3 separate regions of the Mus musculus genome follow, and regions 2 and 3 are each linked to region 1. Evidence: chromatin loops called from intact Hi-C (ENCODE). Cell type or tissue: heart. All regions are shown on one strand. Region 1 holds the start of Rrm2 (ribonucleotide reductase M2). Region 2 overlaps Mboat2 (membrane bound O-acyltransferase domain containing 2). Region 3 has its middle 44 kb from the start of Gm29968.

Evidence for each region. Hi-C counts contacts between places; a loop is a spot of excess contacts. Peaks named below come from ENCODE experiments on the same cell type or tissue, not always from the same donor. Only the 100,000 strongest peaks of a DNase experiment are listed, where the experiment ranks them.
Region 2: it touches region 1 in a loop (7-fold over the local background); 38 of 42 quality-filtered maps call a loop at or near these places.
Region 3: a loop joins it to region 1, with 3 times the contacts of the local background. A loop is called at or near these places in 5 of 42 quality-filtered maps.

What each region holds. Positions count from the first base shown.
Region 1 is chr12:24,705,841-24,713,840 of GRCm38, forward strand. Rrm2 (ribonucleotide reductase M2) reads left to right here and starts at 2,414. Exons shown (of 10, transcript NM_009104.2): 1 at 2,414-2,605; 2 at 2,720-2,794; 3 at 3,099-3,245; 4 at 3,485-3,601; 5 at 4,517-4,650; 6 at 5,607-5,701; 7 at 5,829-5,962; 8 at 6,821-6,925; 9 at 7,021-7,134; 10 at 7,240-8,000. The coding sequence starts at 2,507. The coding sequence ends at 7,392. In heart, CTCF peaks have their summits at 2,831 (motif pointing right), 4,499 (motif pointing right) and 5,073 (motif pointing left); DNase peaks (open chromatin) are centred at 2,431, 3,171 and 4,542; H3K4me3 peaks cover 4,322 bases; H3K27ac peaks cover 4,668 bases.
Region 2 is chr12:24,948,882-24,956,881 of GRCm38, forward strand. Mboat2 (membrane bound O-acyltransferase domain containing 2) reads left to right here. Exons shown (of 13, transcript NM_026037.3): 9 at 2,505-2,608; 10 at 5,305-5,369; 11 at 6,396-6,528. Among named protein-coding and RNA genes, the nearest start is that of Kidins220, 22 kb to the right of the region's middle. In heart, CTCF peaks have their summits at 1,985 (motif pointing left) and 3,531 (motif pointing left); no DNase peak of the experiment used is centred here.
Region 3 is chr12:26,292,300-26,300,299 of GRCm38, forward strand. No RefSeq gene overlaps it. Among named protein-coding and RNA genes, the nearest start is that of Gm29968, 44 kb to the left of the region's middle. In heart, a CTCF peak has its summit at 3,902 (motif pointing left); no DNase peak of the experiment used is centred here; H3K27me3 peaks cover 370 bases.

The DNA.
Region 1 (8,000 bases):
CATCAAGTGGGTGATAGGAACCTTTGAGGGAGCAAGTTTTTCTCAACTACCCAAGCCAACTATTCTGCTTCCTAAATTCTTTCTTATTTATTGATTTATTTGGAGGCCAAGTCTCATTATACAGCCTCAGATGACCTGGAGCTCACTATGTAGACCAGGCTGGCCTCCAAATCATGACTTGCTTCTGCCTGCTAGTGCTGAGTCGAGAGGCGTGGCGCCTGCTGTTTACTCTTTCTGTACGCTGGGAACATTCCTAATTGCTGGGATTAAGAGCAAGTGCCACCACCTCGGGCACAGGTCACTTTCAAGTACTGGGAAGAAAGCAATGAATTTCGCACATGTGTAGAAGGGAGTGAAGCAACTGCAAGTTGGAGACAGCAAATGGACACTGGTGGGCGAACCCTGGGGAGTTCTCTTTTCCTTGCTTTCTTTTTTATATTTTTTGGGATATATGTAGTCCTGGCTGTCCTGGAACTCATTTATATAGACCAGGGTGGCCTCAAACTCAAAAGATCTGCCAGCTTCTGCCTCACAGATGCTAAGATTAAAGACCAGGGCCATCATGCCCTGCTCGGTTTTTCCGTATGTTGGGAACATTACTAATAAAAAGGTGCGAGTGTCTGACAAGATGTCTCAGCAGCCAACCCTAACCTCATAAATTCCACCCCTGTGACCCCACAGAATACAAGAGAACCAACTTCCATAAGTGGGCCTCTGACCTTCGCACTACACCCTCGTCTCACACAAAATTAATTTAAAAAGAAGAAAGAAAAGGAGTTAGCAAGGGTCTAAAGTTGTGGGACCTTGGGTAGTTTCCAGGTCCCTCAGGCCTTTACTTCAGTTACCTATAAAACAGGCCTAAAAATACCCGTTTTCCCTTTCCATCTGGATTAAACATGTATATGATGATCAAGCTGTACAGGGACTGTGAGTGCTGACAGCTGAGAGGATTTGGCGGGGAAACGCTGGATGCCTGCGGGGACTCGGTTTCCACATCTAAGGTCACCTGAAAGCGGACTTGCCCTTGAGTGACCGCAGCGCGCGCGGGCCGGTGGGGCTGGGAATCTTGAAGTTGAACCAACCAATCACAGAGCAGAGGTTAAAAACCGCGCCAGAAGCAAAAGCGCTCAGCTCCTGACAGGTCCCGGTACAGGGGAACCTAGGCGGGGCTGCCCACTAAGCTCAGCCTGCTTGGCGGGAGGAAGAGGCGTTTGGAGGAGGTTGTGAGCAGGGAGAAGAGAATGGCGGCGACCTTCTCCTTCCCTCAGTGGTCGAGTGTTATTTTAGTAGCCAGACCTCATTTGTACTGAGTACACCAGGAGCTAGAGGAGCCAAAGGCAAACCCCTCGGATAACGGAGGAATGGAATGTGAATTAGAAATTATATGTTAAAAAAAAGAACTGACAATTTTGCTAGAGGTGATTTAAAATATTTATCGATATGGCCCAGTTAGCTTAGCATGGAAGAAGTCCTGGGTTTTGTCCCCAGCATCAATAAATTGTGCAGCGGTGGATGCCGCCTGCTTTAACTTTGAGCTGCCACATGGTGTTCAGAGATTTTTTACAGCATCTACAGTGAGAGAACTTAGGACACAAGCAGAGGGGAGCCTCCCCTCGTCCTCTTTTAAAATATTTGACCTGGGAGAGTCAGTGGAGCCTTCCCAGGTTCCACGTTTTTCCCCGGGATCTCAGTGTCCCATCTCAGCGCTTTATCTCTGGTATCTTGGACCCCGTAGGGCAAATCAGAAAGATGGAAACTTGAGTTCTTGTCTCCACCCTCACCACAGGAATTTGCAGATTCGTCTTTAGACTACTGGACGCCCAGAGTCGTAAAATGAATGTATGACTCGTCACCATCCTGTGAGCTTCCTGGAATTTGTAATCGTCTGGCAGCTTTTAAACTAATTGGGACAGAGGGGACAGGGGTCTGACAGGAGGGGCAGGGTAGAAAAGGAACCCAAGGCTGCATCCGTACCCCTTCATGAGTTTGAAGACAGCTTTTTAGGGAACCCTAGTTTGAGGACCCCCTTAATCCCACAAGGCCGGTGCGATTGCTCGGGACCCCGAATCTCTTTAAGAAACCAGGGTCCCCCGCACCCCTCTACTTGGGACATGAAGACAGTCAAGGCGACGTGTCCCAGAGGCCAGCAGCGTCACTCCACCCTTGGCACCAACCTCAGCGGCAACGCCCGCCCGGCGACCCCCTGCGCGCTCAATCCCCAAGGCTCTCGCAATCCTAACCGGTTCCGGCCCCGCGAGCGCCCGCGCACCCGGCCGGCGCAGGCTCCTTAAAGGTCTTTGTGCGGAAGGCCTGCGGCGCAACTCAAATCTCCCGCGCTGGGCGGCGAGCGGGGTCAGCGGCGTCCAATGGGAGGCGAGGCCACGCCCCCTCGGAGCGCGCGGTTGGGTGGCTCTTTAAAGGGCGCGGGCGCTGGCAGTCGGCGGTGCACCGGATTCCAGCTGTTTTCGCCTGCTCCTCGCCGTCTCCGCCGCTGCCCTCGTTCGCCATGCTCTCCGTCCGCACCCCGCTCGCCACCATCGCTGACCAGCAGCAGCTGCAGTTGTCGCCGCTGAAGCGACTCACCCTGGCTGACAAGGAGAACACGGTGAGGGCGGCCCAGGTGCCGGCTGGGTTGGATGTGCACTGGCAGGTCGTGGGTTCCCGGACCCGGGAGGGTGGAGGGTGCCTACCGCCATTCACCACGCGTGTCCCCCTACAGCCCCCGACTCTCAGCAGCACCCGCGTCCTGGCCAGCAAAGCTGCGAGGAGAATCTTCCAGGACTCCGCCGAGCTGGTGAGTGGCCCGTGTGGGGCTGAGGTGGGTCGCTTAGGCTCCCAGTAGAGGGCGCCCGCTCGTTGGCGCTAAATCTGCATTGTCCCAGCTGAATTATTTGACTCTTCTTTCCCGCCAAAGTGTCTCCTCAGAATGTCCTACTCGGGTCGGCCTATGGTAATAGTAGAGTGCAGCGTGACAGCTAAGCACACGAGATTACCAATCGTTGAAAGTACTCGATCTGATGAGACACTGGCTAGCAGTTTCCTGCGGTTCGGTTGGCATTTGGGGGTTGGTTCACTTGGCACTCTCTCTCATCCAACAGGAAAGTAAAGCGCCTACTAACCCCAGCGTTGAGGATGAGCCGTTACTGAGAGAAAACCCCCGCCGCTTCGTTGTCTTTCCCATCGAGTACCATGATATCTGGCAGATGTACAAGAAAGCCGAGGCCTCCTTTTGGACTGCCGAGGAGGTAATCGTTCAGGACTTGCTGTGTGTCAGAAGGCTCCCGCATGGCCGTCACAACTTTTTGCCCTTGGGAATGGTAGCTCACTGAGATATTGGGTGTTCCCTGAAACAAAGGGAATAATGGATGTGAAGAATTCGGTAATGAGATGGTTTGGGGGACTTCAGTTTTAAAGTGTGTGTGTATGAGAGAGAGAAAGAGAGAGAGACCTACAGACCTGCTAATCGTGAACTTCTAAACTTCAGGTGGACCTTTCCAAGGATATTCAGCACTGGGAAGCTCTGAAACCCGATGAGAGACATTTTATATCTCACGTTCTGGCTTTCTTTGCAGCGAGTGATGGCATAGTCAATGAGAACTTGGTGAGTTGGCATGAAATACCCATAATTCACTTAGATCCAGAACTGGTTCCTGGCTCTCTATCTTTTGCCCTGAAGCGGGGCTGGAGGGATAGATGACTGACTCCAGTCTCCGCTCTGGTTAACACACTTCCTGCTTGGGCGGAAGACCCAGGTTCTGTTATGAGTTACCCCTGTTGGACTGCTTCCCATCTGCTGGTGAGCTCCTCTCACCAAGGCAACTCTGACCTTGGGCACTTGCCTATACATGCACGGACCCATTCCCAGGCAAGCACAAGCAAAACAAACTTTTTAAGAGCTATGAATGTTATGTTAACGTTCATCATGTTAGTCTTTCCCTCTGCTAAGGAGCAGTAGTGAGTTTTTCTCTTTGTACCTACATGCTTAACTTTTTGTGGATTTCTATAAGACTTTGGTTGTATACTTCTTAACTCTAAGTGGGTCCTTGGAATGAACTGAAACAGAATTAGGGAATAACAGTGTTAAAAGAAACCCTGTGGGGCCTGGTGTGTGCCACAGAGGTTAGGAGCACATGATAGTTTTGTTAAAATAAATGGCAAACTAGGAGTTATGTGTTTCCTAATTGGTAAATTGAGCGTATGACGTGAAATAATGAGCTTGCTTGCAAATCATGAAGAACTAATAAAAATATAGGATTAAACTGTATTAAATATATACCTGGGTTTTTTGTTTTGTTTTACTTACATTTTTGAAGCAAGGTCTCACAGTAATCCTGGCTGGCCTAGAATAGAATTCAGTAAGTACACCAAAATGGCCTCTTACTCAGATTCCCCCTTCACTGTTGCTGCAGGCCTAGGAACAATCCCAGCAGGCCGGGCCACTCTACTGGTAGTGTGGAGAAAGTGAAGCAACCAGTAGTTCTTCAAATTTAACTTTGGCTCATTTTACTACCACTAGGTGGAGCGATTTAGCCAAGAAGTTCAAGTTACAGAGGCCCGCTGTTTCTATGGCTTCCAAATTGCCATGGAAAACATACACTCTGAAATGTACAGTCTCCTTATTGACACTTACATTAAAGATCCCAAGGAAAGGTGAGTATCCACACACTCTGCCAAGGTGCCTGGGACTCACTCACTGCTTTATTTCCAGTATTTTTGCTCATAAAGGGGAAATGAGCAGAATGACAAGCGGACTGTCAGTAGATGTTTCTATGACCCTTAGTCAAGACTGCCTCCAGCTTTTGTGTGTGGTAGCTTGTGTCTATTTCCAGCTCCCAGAGATCAGTGCAGCAGCATTGTCAAGAAGTCAAAGGCTAGTCAGACTGCATACTGTGTCAAAAACAAAACCAACCCCAGGGGCTGGAGAGATGACCACTGAGGTTTAGAAGGCACTGTGGCTCCTGCAAAGTATGGTTTACTGCTTACCAGTTTTAGTTCTTAGCTCCCACGGGACACCTCACAAGGCTGTAAGTCCAGTCACAGGGAAGTGGTGCCCTCTTCTGGCCTCCATGGGCATCACACATAAGGTGTCTGACACGTTAAGGCAAAACATACATTAAAAGTTAAGTTTAAAGCCGGGCGGTGGTGGCGCACACCTTTAACCCCAGCACTTGGGAGGCAGAGGCAGGCAGATTTCTGAGTTTGAGGCCAGCCTGGTCTACAGAGTGAGTTCCAGGACAGCCAGGGCTACACAGAGAGACCCTGTCTCAAAACCAAAACCAAAAAAAACCAAAAACAATTAAATTTAAAGACGTGGCTATGAATGAGTATGAAACCAAAGTGGAGGTGAGGGGAATTGCTTTAGACAATATTGAGTCAAAAGGTTTATTTTAGACCAGTTTAGCTGACATTGCTCTGCTAGGACATTATAGAAAAATTAAGAAGGCGTTTGTGTTATGGAGGGAGACTGGGAAGGACTGGTAGGGTTATGGTGGCAGTGAGTGCCAGGATGGGAAGCAGACGTGGAAGTAATGAATCAGGCCTACGCTGTGCCTGTTGTGTTGCCAGGGCTCTGCAGTATCCATTCATGCTATACTTTCTGCCTGCAGAGAATATCTCTTCAATGCTATTGAAACAATGCCTTGTGTGAAGAAGAAGGCTGACTGGGCCTTGCGCTGGATTGGGGACAAAGAGGCTACGTATGGTGAGGACCCTTTCCTTTTTCCTCCTCAAGCCCAGGCTTGATTGTCCAAGTAATGTCACTGGATTATTGGCCTGTGCTGAGAATACCGAGGCCTCACCGGGAACGTTTTCGTGTTGACTCTTGCTAGGAGAACGCGTTGTGGCCTTTGCCGCCGTAGAAGGAATCTTCTTTTCCGGTTCTTTTGCATCGATATTCTGGCTCAAGAAACGGGGGCTGATGCCGGGCCTTACATTTTCCAATGAGCTTATTAGCAGAGACGAGGTGAGTCTGAAGTAGCTTTCTAACCTGGGGCTCTTAGATACACATCTACTGATGGGGACCTGAGAAGTGAGGTGTGGCCACTTTCAAAAGGGATTGTAATGTGTGAACCTTTGCCTGCAAAGGACAAAGGGGAGGAGGATGACCTCGGGACCGGGTGGTTTTGAGCTGTAATGTAGGTGCTGGGACCTGAACCTGGGTCCTCTGCAAAAGCAGCAAATGTCCCTTGTAACTGTTGAGCCATTCCAAGTCTTGGGGATCCAGCCTAGGCTTTCATACTTGCTAGGCAAGTATTCCGCCACATTCCTAGCCCTGTATCCATATTTAATGTAGGAATCCATACAATCCTCAGCAAAGGATAAGATACCTTAAGTAACTTATTAAACCACTGACTTCCTAGTACATATATTCCTGTTATCCCGTAGACTCGAGTGTACAAACTGAAAGTTCTTAGTAGAGCCTGTGGCTGTGAAGAAACCTCTGGGTATCAGAAGGGAAGGGCCCCGGCCCTGTGTAATAATAGGTGTCAGGCAGCCTTGAGTTGGGCTAGCCTATTCCTCGCTTTCATAATTGGCCGTGAAATACATGGTTTATTTCCCTCACCTGCATTGTTGGATTTTGTGGCTGGCTTGGAACAATGTGGGCCGAACTGGCCTCAAATTCATGGTGATCTTGTCTCTGGCTCCAGAATGCTAAGATTGCAGGTGTGTTACCACCACACCCGGGCTTAAATACCTTTCTCTGGATAGGTTAAGTGCTCTCTGTGTGGCCAGATAAGTCACAGGAGACTGAGGAGGGTGGATAAGTCATGCTTGTGAACAGTAGAGCCCCACGGTGACCTTGAACGACTCTCTCTTCTAGGGTTTACACTGTGACTTTGCCTGCCTGATGTTCAAGCACCTGGTACACAAGCCAGCAGAGCAGAGGGTCCGAGAGATAATCACCAACGCCGTTAGGATAGAGCAGGTGAGTGACTGCGTGCAGGTTGTCCTTGTCCTTGCTGCGGGGCGGGGGTGTCCTCGGGCTTCGGGGTGCTCAGCGCCCCTTTGCTTGCCCTCTAGGAGTTCCTCACGGAGGCCTTGCCCGTGAAGCTCATCGGGATGAACTGCACTTTGATGAAGCAGTACATTGAGTTTGTGGCCGACAGGCTTATGCTGGAGCTGGGTTTTAACAAGGTAAAGTGTTATTTATGGCCTCCACCCTCTGCTGTCTGTCGTCTTGTCTCTTTCTTCTTTCTTTCACTTGTTTTCAGCATTTATATATTGGTGTGACTTTTTCAGATTTTCAGAGTAGAAAATCCGTTTGACTTCATGGAAAATATCTCACTAGAAGGAAAGACAAACTTCTTTGAGAAGCGAGTAGGCGAGTATCAGAGGATGGGAGTCATGTCGAATTCGACAGAGAACTCTTTTACCTTGGATGCTGACTTCTAAGTAACTGATCGTGTGTTCTTCGCTGATTTTTGTCCCCTTGCCATTAAAAGAAACCAGCAAAAACAACCAACTGGCTACACCATGAATTGTCATTAAATTTGCTAAACAGGTGTCTAAAAAGCTGTGTAGCTACCTCAGTCCTGTTTGCCAGGCTGGTCACTAGAAGAAAGTATACTTCAAACAATGGGTACTTGGATCCTTAGGGAGATCCTGTCCTTGGCTTTTACAAGTAGTGTGGTCACCTTTGACCTCATCAAAGTACTAACAGCACTGGGCCAGGTTTTAGGAGCAGTGACCATCAAGCAAGCAGGTTTAAACATTTAGATGCTGTTTAGGGCTGTTTAAAGATGTCGGACTGCTTCCTGCAGGCATGCAGGGTCTACTTAACAAGTTTGTAAATAAAATTGGCACTTTGCACACACACACACATAGTGCTGTCAGGCGATTAAACTATACATTTTATGAGGTAGTACCTCTATGCTTTTTTTTTTTTTTTTTAATGCTCAGTATTATCTTGAAGTTTGCAAATGCTATGATGGTACAGTAAATTCTGACATTTGCCCTAATAGTGTCACTTTTTTTTTTTCTTCGAGACAGAGTTTCTCTGT
Region 2 (8,000 bases), 240 kb after region 1:
ACTGCACTTATCATTATGACACCTTAGATGAAGTTTACTGTGACCAGAGCTTCACCAGAAAAGGATACAAAATCACACCAGTCCACAGAAGGGTCTTTGACACCCACCCGCCAGGTGGAACAAGTGTTACAGAAGTTACGGCTGAAGAGGTGTGGGAGTGCCTGGCCTATGACTGATGTAGGGCACTGACAGGAAAGCTGGGCTTGGGAAAGAGAGACAAGCTTTTGGAAAGCTCTCCCCTGCACTGCTTCACAGCCTTGGGAGGCTTCCGATGGGCTTAGGGTTAGGGTAACCGTGCCTGTCGTGAGCTTCATCTGCATGGATCCTAGTACTTTCCCATGTTATCACCACACGAGTCTTCCTGAATGTCCAACGGACTCGTAATGCTCCTGCCCGCCTTGTGAAGGGTGCGCTGATGTGGCGTGGAGCCTCTTTGGTCTGTCTCTTGCCCTATTCACTACATCATCATAAGTCTCTTTATTCTGAATATTGTGTGATACACAATGCACATTTGAACACCACACAGAGCAGATCACAGAAAGGCCGAGCAGTTGGTCCTTGGCATTTCACTACTGCCTTTATTTTATTGCCGTGAAATGTGGCTTTAGCCTGGCAATTTAATGGAAATTAAAAGATAGTGTTACCTTGTAAGAATTTGTTTGTTTTGAGACAGGTTCTCCCTGTGCATCCTGGGTTGATTTACTCTCCAGGCCTTTCCTCGGTCTCTGGGATGCTAGCCATGAGATGCACAATTATGCCTGGCCTTGTGTGGGTTTAAACTAAGATTGCCTTAATGCTGTTTTTCCTTCTGTCAAATTTAAACATTAACAATAAGTGAAACTTCTTAAGATCCTTGTATGCCTATTTAAATGCTGGCTTTAAACAGAGGCTCCGAGATTACAAACCAATTTTGTCCTTTTAGGGTTTTTTGTTTTGTTTGTTTGTTTTGTTTTTGTTTTTTTAAATAGTCGGTATTGATATTGGTGACATAGCTCATTGAGTAAAAGCACGTGTTACTTGCCTGACAACCTGTGTTCAAACACACACACACACACACAAATATAATGTAATATAATATAACATAACTTTGAACCATTGGCTCTGTTAAGCCACCAGCTACAGGAACATAGGCGTTCTATTCCCATTTGGATTTGATTGGAGGCTGTTGGCAACTTTGTGTGGTGGGAGTGGGGTGTTTTCTAGAATAATTGGCAGATTTTGCCTTTGATCTTATTAAGCCTGCACATTACCATACTGACCAGCTCACCGTAAAGGCGGCTTAAACCCGACAGAAGAGTAAATCTTGCTTGCGTACTTTCCCCCCCAGATTGTAAAATTTTTTGTTTAATCAAAGAACTAATAAAAGAACAGACCATTTAAGGGTAGGATCGGTGTCTGTGAAGGTGTTTGGCTGCATTTTGATGGGTCTTAGCTCATTTGGCCATAACATCAATGGTGTGAACTAGAAACGCTTTCTGTTGATTGGAAAGGATCCACTTGAAGCAAGAGACATCCGATGTTGACCGGGTCTGTAAGCTGCCGGTCAGCCACCACTGTGAGAGGGTTGACAAGGAAGCTCTGTAGTCCAGAGTGGGTTCTGGTCAGCCATTAGGCATTCGGCCCCACTTACCTAGAATAAAGACCAAAATGAGCATGCTGACTGCAGGGGGAGCGCTCCCAGCAGTTTCTTACAGGCAGGTGAGCACTCTCCACTGTATTCTAGCACAGTACCCAGAACTCTCCCTCTCTGTCTGTCTGTCTTCTCAAGCTCATGTCTGGTGTCTTGTTAACTAACCTACTGACTTGAATAGGGTTGTTGTTTTCACTGTGTGTGATGATGTCTCTGACCTCTCTTACATAAGTCAGGGCTGGAGAGATGACTGGGTGGCTAAGAATGCTTGCTGCTCTTCCTTCCAGAGGACCCGAGTTTGGTTGCTTACAGCCACCTGTAACCCCAGCTCCAGGGATCTAGCACCCTCTTGTGGCCTCCGTGGGCACCTGCACACAGCTTAGCAGACATGTACACACACATACTCATTTTAAAATTCAATTAAGTCATGGACAATGGATCTAGCTCAGCAGGAAAGGGCTCACCTGGAAGGTCCAGTCTCTAATGCTACTAAATAGCTAAATAACTAAATAACTAAAAAGTCCACTCTCACTGCTTAAAAGCTAGGCAGGGTATACACCTCCTGGGAGAGCAGAGTAGATTGAGGCTGGAGAGATGGCTCAGCAGCTAAGAGCATTTGTTTCTCCTGCACAAGGTCCAGGTTCAGTTCCCAGCAGCAACATGGTAGTTTACAAACATCAGTTTTAGGGGATCTAATAGCCTCTTCGGCCTCAAGGGCACCGGACATGTACATGGTACATATAATATGTATGCATGCAAAGCAACCCAGACACATAAAATTAAAATTAATCTTTTAAAAAACCATATATGTATGCACGTGTATATATATTGTATGCATTGCAATAACATTTCTTAATGCTTTACTTCCTCACAGCTGACGCCATTAACAATGCTGCGGGCTTCGGTTTCAGAGGATACGACAAGAATGGAGTGGCTCGCTGGGACTTAATTTCCAACTTGAGAATTCAGCAAATAGAGGTTAGTAAACGTTTAAGACGTTAGTCATGTGACAGCATAAGTGCCACCGTGTGCTTTTATAGGTTATGGTGTGATTCCCCGAGAGTGGAGCTAACAGGTGTTGACCACAGTAGGCTGCAAACTTTCTTTTAATAAAGAGTGTATTTGCGCTTATGGAGGTGAGAGTCCGTAAGGATGAAATGAACCTAGCGGTATGACTAGGACCAAGGGAGCTCACATCATACAAACACAAAGCAGAGAGAGAACTAGAAATTTTAACCATTGAACCTACACGTGCTGACAGACTTTCTCTAACAAGGCACACCTCCCACACCTCCCAGTCAGCTGGGACCCACATGTTCACGTGCGTGAGACTGTGGGGGACATTTCTCACACACGTGGACCGATGTTTAATTTTATACAACCAATTAAAGTTCAGCTGGAATCGTGGCCGGTCAGGGAGCTGAGAACAACAGACTGAGTGTTCAACGTTAGACAGGATCTCACAGCAGCCGCTTCAAGGGCTCGTGGGAGGATTGGAAAGAAAGCAAAGTCAAAGGAGAGGGAGGAGGACATGAACCCATTCCCCGACTCTCGGCCCCTGTTCCCTGGTGGTGGGACACTCTGACCCCTGAGAATGCAGTGAATGAGGCTGGTGACTTACGGTCCGCAGGGAGCTTTGGAGAGTGCTGGAAGGTAGGCTCTGACCTGGAAGGTGCAGGCATATGGTGCTTTAAGTCTGTGGTCGGTCTGACAAGCCACACAGGGAGGGGAACCAGAAGCAGGAGGTGACCGGGTAGGCCCTGGATGAAGAACATCCTGTGGGTGTGGGAAGGGGCCAGCGGGTCATAAGATGGCATCGAAGATGATGGGGGTGAGGCTAGAGAAGCCATCCTTTGGAACTCCAGTTCCAGGGATCTGGTGCCCTCTTCTGGCTTCTAGAGGCACTGCATGTACATGGTGCTCAGACACAGGCCAGCAAAAAACTCTCATAAAATGAAAATAAGTAAAAACAGGGAGGAAGAGGGGAAGCGGGTGGCTGCTGGAGTAGGGTGATGACGGATTGGCATTTACAACCTTTGACTCTGTGGTGACTCTCTGGAGCTTTCCAGCCTCCATGGACAGACTTAGTTTGCCACGTTTGTATGTTTATGCATAAAATGGATATGGTTTTCCCATACCTTGAGAACCAGGTGTTACCCTCCTGGGCACATGAAGCATTGCCTTCTTGGGGATAGGTGGCACGAGGACAGAGAAGCACTGGTTTCTTAAGGAAGGCATTGTGAGCACGGCTAAATGGCCCCAGATGTCACTTGAGCTGGGGCCAGGAGCACTCCAGTTGAGTATGGTTTCATCAGCAGTTCTGCAGGGAGGGGGAACAGAAAAGGTAGCCAACCCAGACCCGAGGGCCTGTAGCTGTACAGGCTGTAGGTAGAGGGGGGCCTGAGGAGACTTTTGTTTAAAAGTCACTGTTCTTATAGAAGTCCTGAGTTCAGTTCCCAGCACCTATGTCAGGCAGCTCAAAACCACCTGTAACTTTAGGGGATCTGAAACTCTCCTGAGTCCTCTGTTGGCACATGCATGCATGCACACACACACACACACACACACACACACACACACACACACACACACAATAAAGACTAAAATACTGACGAGAAGGAGTTTAAAGTTGGAGAGACTCACTCTCTGCAGCTCCTGTACATGTAGAAGAGAGAGACAAGGTAGAGGAGAGGAGGCCACAGTAGGCCTGCAGGACTGCATAATGGCACTCCCGAGGCGGACGGAGCAGATGTGATGTGAGGCATGAGGTCTGGTGACAAGGATGTAGTGTATGGTGAGTTCTGTCTTGAGGAGGGTGGACAGGCTGTGTCTGTACTTGGAGGCCAGATCACCTACTCTGAGGGACTTTGGAGAGCTGTGAAGTATTTTTTGTTCGTTTGTTTGTTTGTTTTTCGAGACCTGTGACGTATTTTAAATGCTGCTGGTTAATTCTTTGTGATGTACCTCCCCTCATTGTAGCATTGAAATAACTGTTTTCAAAATAGGCACAGTTAGCATCAGGTAGATTGGGGGCCTAGTCACAGCTGAGAACCATGTATGTTATCATCTAGATGCTACCAGTGGGGACGGTGGGCAGCATGCCCATCATAGAGTAGGGTTTTGATAAGTTGATGGGTAGGAAGGAAACCAAGACAAGAACATCAAAGTCTCGGTGTAATAAATAGACTGTGGAGTCTAAATCGCTAGAAGGGAGCTGGAGACATAGGTCTGTGTTGACCTGGGGTGTCACGGCAGTACTCTGCTGCCTTCCAATGTTGCTGGAGATATATAAACTTTCGTGGATGCTGTTACTGTATTAGAAGAACAGTGTTTGGGCTGGTGAGATGGTTCAGTGGTTAAGAGCGCTGATTGCTCTTCTGAAGGTCCTCAGTTCAAGTCCCAGCAACCACATGGTGGCTCACAACCATCTGTAACGAAACCTGATGCCCTCTTCTGGAGTGTCTGAAGACAGCTACAGTGTACTTACATATAATAAATAAATAAATCTTTAAAAAAAAAGAAGAAGAAGAACAGTGTTCAGTAAGGAACCAATGCTATGCCATTATTACCAAATGACTTTAAAATTTAATTTCTTAGCTTATTAAAGCATTACTATGTAGACTTAAAGCTTCATTATTTTGTTTGCCAAAGAAAATGGTCTCTTTGTCTTTCAGATGTCAACAAGTTTTAAGATGTTTCTTGATAACTGGAATATCCAGACAGCTCTTTGGCTCAAAAGGTATGCACCTTCGAGAGTCACCCTTAGGCATGCTTTGGCCTTAAGGACTTGAGCCTAAGCTTGCCAACTTAACATCCTTCATTAATTGTTAGTGTGTTGAATGACATGTGGTCTTAGGATCCGCCATTAGCATCCACCAAAGCAAGGCACTGTTCATCAAGTCAGAATTTCTTGGAATTAAGACACAAGCATCCCTATGCCAGTCACCTCAGCTTGGCTTGGGCTCTGCTGATGTCTGGGCCTAGCCAGTGTCCTCTGCAGCTCTTTTTATATGTTGGGCTGGGGACACACACATGTAGGATCAAAAGACTCAGTCTTACTCCCTAGTCAGGGCTCTCCTTAAGATCATACTGTGAGGCTGCACAGATGGTCCTGCAGTTAAGAGCGCTTGCTGCTTGTGCTGAGGACCTGAGTTCAACCCTCAGCATCCTCAGGAGGGCTCACACTGCTCCGTAGCTCCGGCCCTTGTTCCAGAGGGTCAGGTGTCCCTTTCTAACCGTATGCGAAAAATAAAGTAATCTGAAAAACAGCAACAGAAATCTTATAGCGTCCCTGGAGCCAGGGCATAGAGAACTGAAGCCAGACGTGTCTCAGGATGTGTGAGGTGGGTGAGTGGGGTGGGGTGGTGCACAGGACGGGCGGCCCAGCCTGAGAAAACACGGGTCCCATGAGCACCGTGCAGTCGGATTCACCCTGAGACACACAGCGGGTCTTGTTATCTGTTGTCTCCCAGCCAGCCTTCCCAGTGGTTCTGTCCTATCAAATCCTATCTCCCGTGTTAGGAAAAGCAGACTAGGTTTATAGATTCCCCCAAACTGGAAGTGATCATTTTAGTAATTACATATACCAGTAAAAAGATAGGAGCCAAGCTTACACTTGCAAGTCTGACACGTCATGACTGAGCTAGTGCCCAGGAGAAAGGCCGTTTGTTTTCATATGCCCTGTCAGCCCAGAGAGGATCCTGTGGGTTTTGTGAACTTAGATCCGCTCACTTCTCTTGGCTCTCCTGTTATCTATGGTTTCTAGGGTGTGCTATGAACGAGCAACCTTCAGTCCGACAATCCAGACATTCTTTCTCTCTGCCATTTGGCATGGGGTCTACCCAGGATACTATCTGACATTCCTAACGGGAGTGCTAATGACGTTAGCAGCTCGGGCTGTAAGTATCAACGTTTTTGTTTTATAATTCAGTGAGTGACTCTGTTTCTTGGGCTGTGAGCAGCAGCACCTGCCTAGTAGAAGTCAGATGTATGACTGTTCTCTGGAAATGAGTATACACCCCCAATGCCAGCCTCCATGCTAACTGTATACCAGGAGAAGCCATGCGTCTGCCTGGCAGGAAGTGCTTAAAACAAGTTATGTGTCTTTACAGCATTTTCTGAACGAGAGATAGCAATGATGATTAGCATGGGTAGGTCTCTTCTAAACCACTTGTTTCTTTTTCATTTGTGATGTAACTCTGGAGGCCTCTCTCAGTTCAGAGTAGAGTATGACCACTCCTAGAGAGAGGGCTGGGCTGTTCCCAGTGGGAGACACTGTGGACTGTGGGTGCAGTACTGTTCTGAGGAGTGTTTGCTGGTGGGAACCTGGAACAGTTTGAGGAAACAGTTAACATCGATCGCTTCATAATATGGAAGAAAAGAGGGGGATGAGTCGGTGTGTCTGGAAGTCCACTGGAGGGAAGTGATGTGTCCAAACGTGTTTTTACACGCTTACTAGAGTACCACCTGGATAAAATAGCTTCATTTAACAAACCAGCGGATACTCACTCTGATGGACTGTGGGAGTATATGAGGGAAATAGCAAGAAAAGTAATACAGGACTGTGCCTCCTGGTGGTTGATAGTCTGCCCAGGGGCATAAGCATGGATATGTGTGTTCTGTATGTGCGCCTGCATGTACATCACTGAGCATAGACCCCTGGGCTACCCACTAGGTAGAGTTATATAGCAGAGTTTAAAGATGGAAGTTCTCTTGGTTGGGTTGGTTAGAGATGAGCTCATTAGGGCAGGTTTTGTCTGTATGCTTTGAAAGGTAGAAGGTATTTCAATACCAACTGGAGTGTAATGGGGACAAGATTATATCCTAGGCATGGGCATGACATTAGAAAGGTTCAAAGCCATAGTGTATTTGGGAAATGCCAGGGAGATGGAATTAAAGCAGTGAGTTCCTATGTGAATAGCAGATAGTTCTGGATAGGAAGAAAGGCGGCAGGAAATGACAGGAGCCTGGGCATCAGCCCTAAAGCCTGGTCCTGTTCTCTCCGTTGCATCAGGGAGTCAGGGGAGGTAGGGCTTCTATTTTCTCAGAGTGCCGAAGGCTGTGCAATGCGAGGTAAACACTCTAGCACTGAGCTACATCCCCAGCTAGCTAGAGCTTCTAAACATGGTGGAATAGTGGCCAGCTATGCTGGAAGAAATGGCTTGTTGATATTATATAGAGTGGATTAGAGAAAGCTAGGCAAGAGGTCCTAGGTGCCAAGATTTGGTTCTAGCCTCTGAGAATCGTAACCATTCACTACCATAGTTCGGAGGAACCCACATGGTATCTTTGTAACCAAAGCAGTGCTTCACCTGTGGAAATATTGGGGCACACCAGACATAAAAGAAGAAAGGAAAATGAAATATATGGT
Region 3 (8,000 bases), 1.6 Mb after region 1:
AACATGACAGAAGCAAAAGAAATAACCATAATGCGGAGGATTTTAGGGTACAGCAGTAAGACAGGAGGGGTCCTGGAGAAGTGGGAACAGCTATGCTGTGGCAGAGGCATTTATACACAGAACGTCCAAAGGAAAAGAGGAGCTGCCAGAAGGCTGACTTGGTGGGCATCACATAGTCACTGGTAAAGTGGACAGTTAATATTCAAGAGCCCAGTATATCTACAAAGTTAGTCACATCAGCTCCACCATCTTGGTATCTTTTAGGAACCCTGACATTTTGCAACTCATGTTCCTAAAGTGCATGAAAACTCAAGAATGTAGGGACCATCAGTTCACTTTCTAGGCAAGAACATGGAGGCTCCATTCAGACTCACATAGGGTGAGCTCGGGAGAGAGACAAGCTTCCAGCATGAACCAGATCACACCTAAGAGTTGGACTTCACATCCCCCACATGTATGAACAAGAAATAAAGAACCTGTATGGATAAGCAGAAACACTCCAGTGGTAGAATGTTCACCTCTCATTTTACAAGAAACAAAAGCAGACAAAACTATCAGAATATAGAAAACGTAAACAGATGATGACAACTGGGACCATAGCTAGCTGATACACATCTAATTCTGTGCCACAAAAAAGAGAAACCACACCAGAGCACAATACTGAAATCTGATTTTTGGTTAAATCACAGGGGAAAATAACCTTTATTAAGTATTCAGAATATAGTTGTGGCAGACAAAACTATGAGACCAAATTACAACACAAGAGCAATCTTTTAAACCTCTTACAAGGAAACTTAATAATCTTCCATCTAAACAATCCTTTGTTCAGAGACGAGAGAATATCAAAATCCCTACTCTGAGACTACACAGTATTTAGACAAAACCACAAGAATATAAAATGCCACAATCTACAGAATGTAAGTGTAAGAACTGGGTAGGGGTAGGGGGACACCCCCCCCCATTGCTTTAGAGAGGAAGTGTAAAGGGAAACACCTGGTGTCTTTGTGCTTTTCTGTTACTATGATAAAATGCCATGATCTGAAGCAACTTTAGGGTAAAAAGGTTTCCGTCGACTTACAGTTCTAGGTGCCTGGAGCAGGAAACCTACTAATCACAGTTTGAAGGCAACACTAAAGAACCTTGGGAGCAAACTGGAAGTGGGGAGAGCCATAAGTTCTCAAAGCCCATCCTAAAAGTTCCATGACATCTGTAATGGTGCCACCAGCTAGAGAGAAAGTGTTCAAATACATGAACTTGTGGTTATAGTTTACACTGCAGCTCCCACACCCTATCTAATGCTTAGTGTTGGTCAGGGTTCTAGAGCAACAGAATCATAGAATTGGTCTCACTCTATACAGAGAAAGGAGATTTATTAGAGTGGCTTGCAGGCTATGGTCTAGCCAGTCCAAGAATGGCTGTCTCTGCATGGAAGATCCAAGATTCCAGTAGTTGTTTAGTTCATGAGGATGCTGACAAAGGTTCATGCTGGTCTTCAGTGTACACCAGAATTCCAAAGAAGTAGGCTCTAAGGCCAGTGAAGGTATGGACTTCCTAGTGAGATAGAGAGAAGGCAAAGAGAGCAAGCTTCCTTCTTCCACGTCTCTTATCTAGGCTACCAGCAGAAGGTGTGGCCCAGGTTAGAGGTGTTTTTTCCCCAGCTCATAAGACCTGGATTAATGACATGTCTTCCCACCCCAAAGACCATGATCAGAAGTGGATCTCCCTAGCTTTTCTTATTAAAAAAACAAAAAACAAAAAACAAAAACAAACAAACAAAAAAAAAAACCCATCCCTCTCAGGTGTGTCTAGCCATTTTGGGATTTTAGTTAATTCCAGATGTTGTCAAGTTGACAACCAAGAATAAATGGTCATCACATTGTTCAACTCAAGAAATTAAATAGATAAAATTAAGAAAAATAAATGGATGAGCTGAAGAAAGCCACATTTGTTTGCTTCGCCGGGTAGTAATGGGATTGGAGAATGGAACCAAGACCTGGTTTTACATTTCCGGTGGTGATTATAGCAAAAAGCTGTGAAGTGATCTAATAACAGTGACCGTAGACCTACAGGGAGAGAGAGAGCAAAGGTGACCAGGCTGGGCTGAAGATCATAAATGAATCCCAAGATGGGGAAGATAAGGGCTCAAGTCTCATCTCCACTGACACCAGCAGTGTGACAGTGCTCAAAACAGAGCTGCTACAAATGAACCCTATTCTTGTCCAGTAAGTCATCTCACCAGCAATCCCGGTTTCTAAGATGTATGTGGGGGAGCATCACACATCACCTGAGTAGAGCAAAAGGTTTCTAAACAGGAGTAGGAATCAGGGAAGAAGTTGGAGACTCCCGGCCCGTTTGACAGTGCTGCAAGACGTCAGTGACATCAGTTCCAAATCATCAAAGAGGAAACGCAGAGAAAGCCGCGTCTTAAAAGGAATCAAATTTCGTAATGAATATTACCAGACATTATCCAGGAGCTCAGTCGACGAGGGCTTGCAGAGCAGGGGGAGATAATTCTGGGATGGAGAAGACAATCCACTTATAGAAAAGCTACTTATGCAATTCTCAAATCGATTGGATGGGAGGGGCAAGTGCTGCCATAGCTCCTGTTAAAGTCCCTGGTGAAGTGTGGCTCACAAGAGCCCGTCCTTTTCTTCCGGCGGCTTTTAATTCTAACCTTCCTTACACTGGACTGGAGTTATCCGACCTAGCGAACTCACATGCTTTGCCGGACCCACTGCAGGGTCCATGGTTTCCAGCCACGTGGATTCGGGTCTACTGTACCTCGCTGAGGTTAACAAAGGGCCTGGCACTCATGCCAAGGTGCCTTACAGATATATCAACCCCACCTGCCTCACAAGTGCTCAAGGCCTGCGAAGAATAGATGCGCTATTGAGAAAATGATTAGCAGGGTGAAAAGGCAGGAACGCGGAACTTGGAAGTGTGAGAAACTCAGTGACGTTCTGGATGTAGACAGGATACAGTTTTGTCACAACTGGGGCTGCTTCTGAAGGGTGAAGGGTGGAGAACCCTCACCAGAAAAATGAATGGGGAATGAACAGCGTCTACCTGGGCCATGGTAGTGGTACCATCGCCATATGGCATGGGGGAAAACCTATGTCACTGGTGGCTAACGCCCTCACAGAGATACTCTTCAAGAAGGTTGTTCAGGTAAACGTACCTGCTTTAATTAGAATGATGAACAAATAAACTTGTTTTATTTAGAAAGATGACTCTAGCTGAGTATATTCTCCTCCCCAGGGTGTGCGAAATTCTTTGTCCTATTCACCCACACTAGGCAAGCACTCAGACAGTGGGCTCTCTCGTCTGTCCTTTTTCTTGATGCTTTGAGACATGGTCTTACTTCACTGCCCAGGCTGTCCTTGAACTTTCGTTTCTCATGCCGAGGCTTGTGAAGGACAAAGGATTTGAAGCCCCGACACCGGCCCCACTCAGGATATTTGTTTCCAGGGGACACCACCTTCCTGCGTGGTGGAGCCACGTCTAGGATGACCTTAGTAGGAAGAGCTTCGAGGGATCTCCAATTAGTGAGCTGAGAAAAGGAAGGCCGACCTGACCATCCTATCCATCCCCAGCTCCCCACTCAAACCCCACTTGGAGACAGGGCCTTGCCTTGGATCATGATAGAGAAGATATTTCCCAAGAAGTTGGAAAGGACGGGTGTGAGAAGAAATGCACAAGGACAGACACAAAATCCATGTCTCAAACCATTGTGAGAGAGAGAGAGAGAGAGAGAGAGAGAGAGAGAGAGAGAGAGAGAGAGAGAGAGAGAGAGAGAGAGAGAGAGAGAGAGAGAGAGAGAGAGAGAGAGAGAGGAAGCAAACAAACAAAACTACTAACAAAACAGATCCTAGAAATATTGAAACACGATGCTTCCATGCCACCTGCTGGCCATGCTGGATCATTGCATGCTGGCTATTCTACCTACCTACCTACCTACCTACCTACCTACCTACCTACCTACCTACCTACCTACCTATCTATCTATCTATCTATCTATCTATCTATCTATCTATCTATCTATCTATCTATCTATCTATCTATAGATTTCTCTCCTCATAAACCCCCTCACTCACTGCAGGACCTCCTCCAAACTCCTGCCCCTGATTATTTAGCACACACATTTATGATGTATTTAGGCCTATTTTATTTTTCTCCCTTCCTTCCTTCCTTCCTTCCTTCCTTCCTTCCTTCCTTCCTTCCTTCCTTCCTTCCTTCCTTCCTTCCTTTTTCAAAAAAGCAGATTTCTCTCTGGCATCAATCTACTTCCTGCAACCATTTGACTTCGTTATGTGTCCTTTGCCTCCCCCTCTCCACCATTCCTCCTATACCAGTCTGTATCCTCCATTTACTTCCATGAAGATGGAATTTGACAAGATCGTCAACTACTTCCTTACTGTAAGAGATAATGAATGCTCTCAGCAAGATCCCACAGAGCTTTCCTCTGCAACCTTAGAGGAAATCCAGAGCTCCTTCGAGGTATTTTATTTTCCACTCATGGCATTTCCCTCTACCACCTGGGAATTCTGGGAAATATGGTCCCCTCTGCTGCTTCTCCATCAGTGTTGTTCTCCTGCCTTGAGTCTATTCTTGTTGGATATAGCCCTTCATGCACACCTCCTGCTCTCTCTCATGCACACCTCCTCCTGATGCCCTACTGCCCTTCTATGCAAAAGTGGTCCCAAAAGTCAAACCTTGTGCCCATTATCTTGTTGGGCTTTCTTCTAGGTCGGGCTGCACCTGGGATTTCCACTGGGCTTCTCCGTGTTCCTAACTAAACTCACAGTGCCCCCCTCTCCATTCTGCTCCTTCTCTGCATTCAAACCCCCCCAAGACCCTGAACATCCACAGCAGGAGCCCAAACAGAGCCCTTGAGGCTGCCACATGTCCCCTTCGAATGGTCTTCCACATCCATCCTGCAAGCAGCTTTTAAGTGTGTCCTCTTTGCTCCAAACTAGCTGCCTAGGCTCAACTATCTCTCTGCTGTCTGGACTGCTGCTGTTGCACATGACACCTCCTCTGAACTGGAACCATTCTCTCCAAACCAGAATGCTAGGCCCTGGAAGGAGGGGGGAGGTCCAGGAGCTGCCAGTTGTCAATAGGAGGTAAGTAAAGTTTCACGTCTATAGGAAGGAAAGAAGCCTCAAGGTTCTTCAGGGCCCCTACCAAAAGAATAAAAGGAAGCAAACAGTTCTTAGGGAGCGAAAACTCTGACCAGACAAACTGCAGATGCATGGTTGGATCCTGTTGGGAAGGCTGGGCTTTCTGGCAATGCAGCTGTCTTTGAGTTATCCCTGCTCATTGCAAGGAACTCCTTTACCCATGCTCCAGTTGGAAGACCGCAGGAAAAATAACCAAACCAACCAACCAACCAACCAACCAAAAAACACTCATTGGTTCACCAATTGATTGGTGCAACTGTTACATTGGTCTATCCTGGGCTTCCTTTCTCGGATGAGTAGGTGTGTGCATGCTTGATTGTTTGTGATTGTGTGTGTGTATGTCTGTGTGTGTTACATCTCCCCAAGGACCCAAGAAAAGTCTGTCTCACAGCATCTGTCAATCCTATTTTTGTGCTCTCATCCAGCATCAATGCCCACACAAGGGCCTCCAGCCCAGAAAGACTGACCATGCCTCAGCAGTTTAGGCAAAGCCTAACCTCTTAGCTTTTCTCTCTTTGCCCAATACTCAGCTCAGTAATGCTTCAGAGTGTAGTGCTAGGAAGATGATGTGTGGGCCTCACCGATGATCCCCAGTGTACATGGGCAACTGGCAGATCTCTAACAGCCACCAGTCTACAGCAGGATGAGAAATGATGGGGAGAAGACAGGGCTGTGTACCTGGAATAGGGTTGCTCGTTCTCATGGAGCAGAGACTCTGGGGCACGGTCACCTGGTCCTTCCTCTTCCATCTGATGAGTCCCCCTCTCATATTCCACTCTTGTCTTAGTTAGGGTTTTACTGCTATGAACAGACACCATGACCAACGCAAGTCTTATAAGGACAACATTAAATTGGGGCTGGCTTAGGGGCTTGTGTTTGGAGGTTTAGTCCATTATCATCAAGGGGAGGAACATAGCACTATCCAGGCAGGCATGGTGCAGGAGGAGCTGAGAGCTCTACATCTTCATCTGAAGGCTGCTAGCAGGGTGGCTATTGGACAGTTAGGATGAGGGTCTTAAAGCCCAAACTCACACCTACTCCAACAAGGCCACACTTTCTAATAGTGTCACTCCCTGGGCCAAGAATATGCAAACCATGACAACCCTCTTGATGACAGTGTGCCTACCAGCCTGACACAGCTCAGTCTTCCATTCTGGATTCATGTTTTCATTGAGTGCTACTATGCCCTTCCTCACTGCCCTAAAACTTGCCTCCTTAAAACTGACAAGGCTTTTGCTGCCTTTTGCTATTCTCTGTATTCTTGGGGAGGTAGCCATGGCAGCTTTGAGTTTCCCCAAATGAACCCTATATCTCATCCATGGAATAGTCCAGTTAAGAGGTTTCACTGTGCCCCCACCCTCTTACCGGTACCACTAGACCAGTGGATCTCAACCTGTGGATCTCAACTATTGGAAAACACATATTCCTAAGATGGTCTTAGGAAGTGAGACATGTTTAGTAGCAAAATTACACTTATAAAATAGCAAGAAAAATAAATTTATGGTTGGTGATTCCTAAGACCATGGGAAATATGTGTTTTCTGATGGGTGTGACCGACAGGTTGAGAATCACTGCACTAGCCTGTATGATTAAATGATTTTCAACTGAAGCTACTGAATTTTGGAGTTATGTCTTATTAAATAGTAGCTATCTGGCATATTTCTTGTACCTCTTTTTATTACCTACTTCAGAGTCAGATGGGAAACAATAGCTATCAGATTTGTACTATTTAAATATGGGCAATATTTGATGGGACTGGAGGCATTTCTCAGTGGTTAAGAATACTTGTTGCTCTTGTAGAAGACTTGGTTTCAGTTCCAGCACCCACATACATGGTAGCTCACAAACATTTTTAAGTTCCAGGGGATCCAATGCCTTCTTGACTCCAAGACATTGTATATGGGCATACATGGAGGGAAATACTCATATGCATAAAATACATAAGCATTTAAAATACCAGTGATATTTGTTAAGTACCCTCTTTTAGATAAAAGATCAACACTACGAAGTACATTCTCCACTATGTGTTAAGTACTCCTTCCTACCAACTACTGAAATTCTAGCAATGCACATTCATGGGTAATCTGGGAGCAATGTTACTTTTAGCAATGGAAATGCAAGACAAAGCTATAAGCCTCAGCACTGGGCCTGAAGCATGAGCTGCATAGAGCAAATGTGCCAAGAGTCCGCAGATCCTGGCAGCAGGGGTGCCAACCTTCAGCTGTGTCTGTAAGCTGGCTGTTTGGTAATGGAATTCCACCTTGGAGTAGAAATGTTGCCAATCAATGCGGGAGATAAGCCTGTCTTCGGGAAAGCCTTGGCTAGGCTTTTTATTTTGTTCATCTTGGAAGAAAAAGCCATCATCAACCACACCGTGGGCTTGGCTCCCCAGGCTGCCTCAGAAAAGTGATTGATTGCTCTCTAAATAATACAAGGCTTCCAGGAACAATAGAAGCAGCTACTATGGGCTATTCATACACATTCAACTGAAGCCTGGTGGGAAGCTAAGCTCCCATCAGGGTTCCATGCTGACACTGGCAGCCCAAAAGCAACTTAGAGGCATAAAACCGGGTAAAATAATATAGACGTGAACCGGCTTGAGGAGAAGAGTGGTCAAAGCACCATATGCTGTGTTTGCTTGGGTCTTGGGTGTTCACTCGGACTTAAGAGTGAAGCTGAGGTCTGAAAAGATACCAGTCTCTCCACCTGTGACCCCTGGTAGGGGAAGTCAAAGGGAACTAGTGATGAATTAGTGATGTCATCAAAACAGATTAGTTTCCCAGTTGATCCCACCCGCTCCATCTACTTTGTCTGAAACCA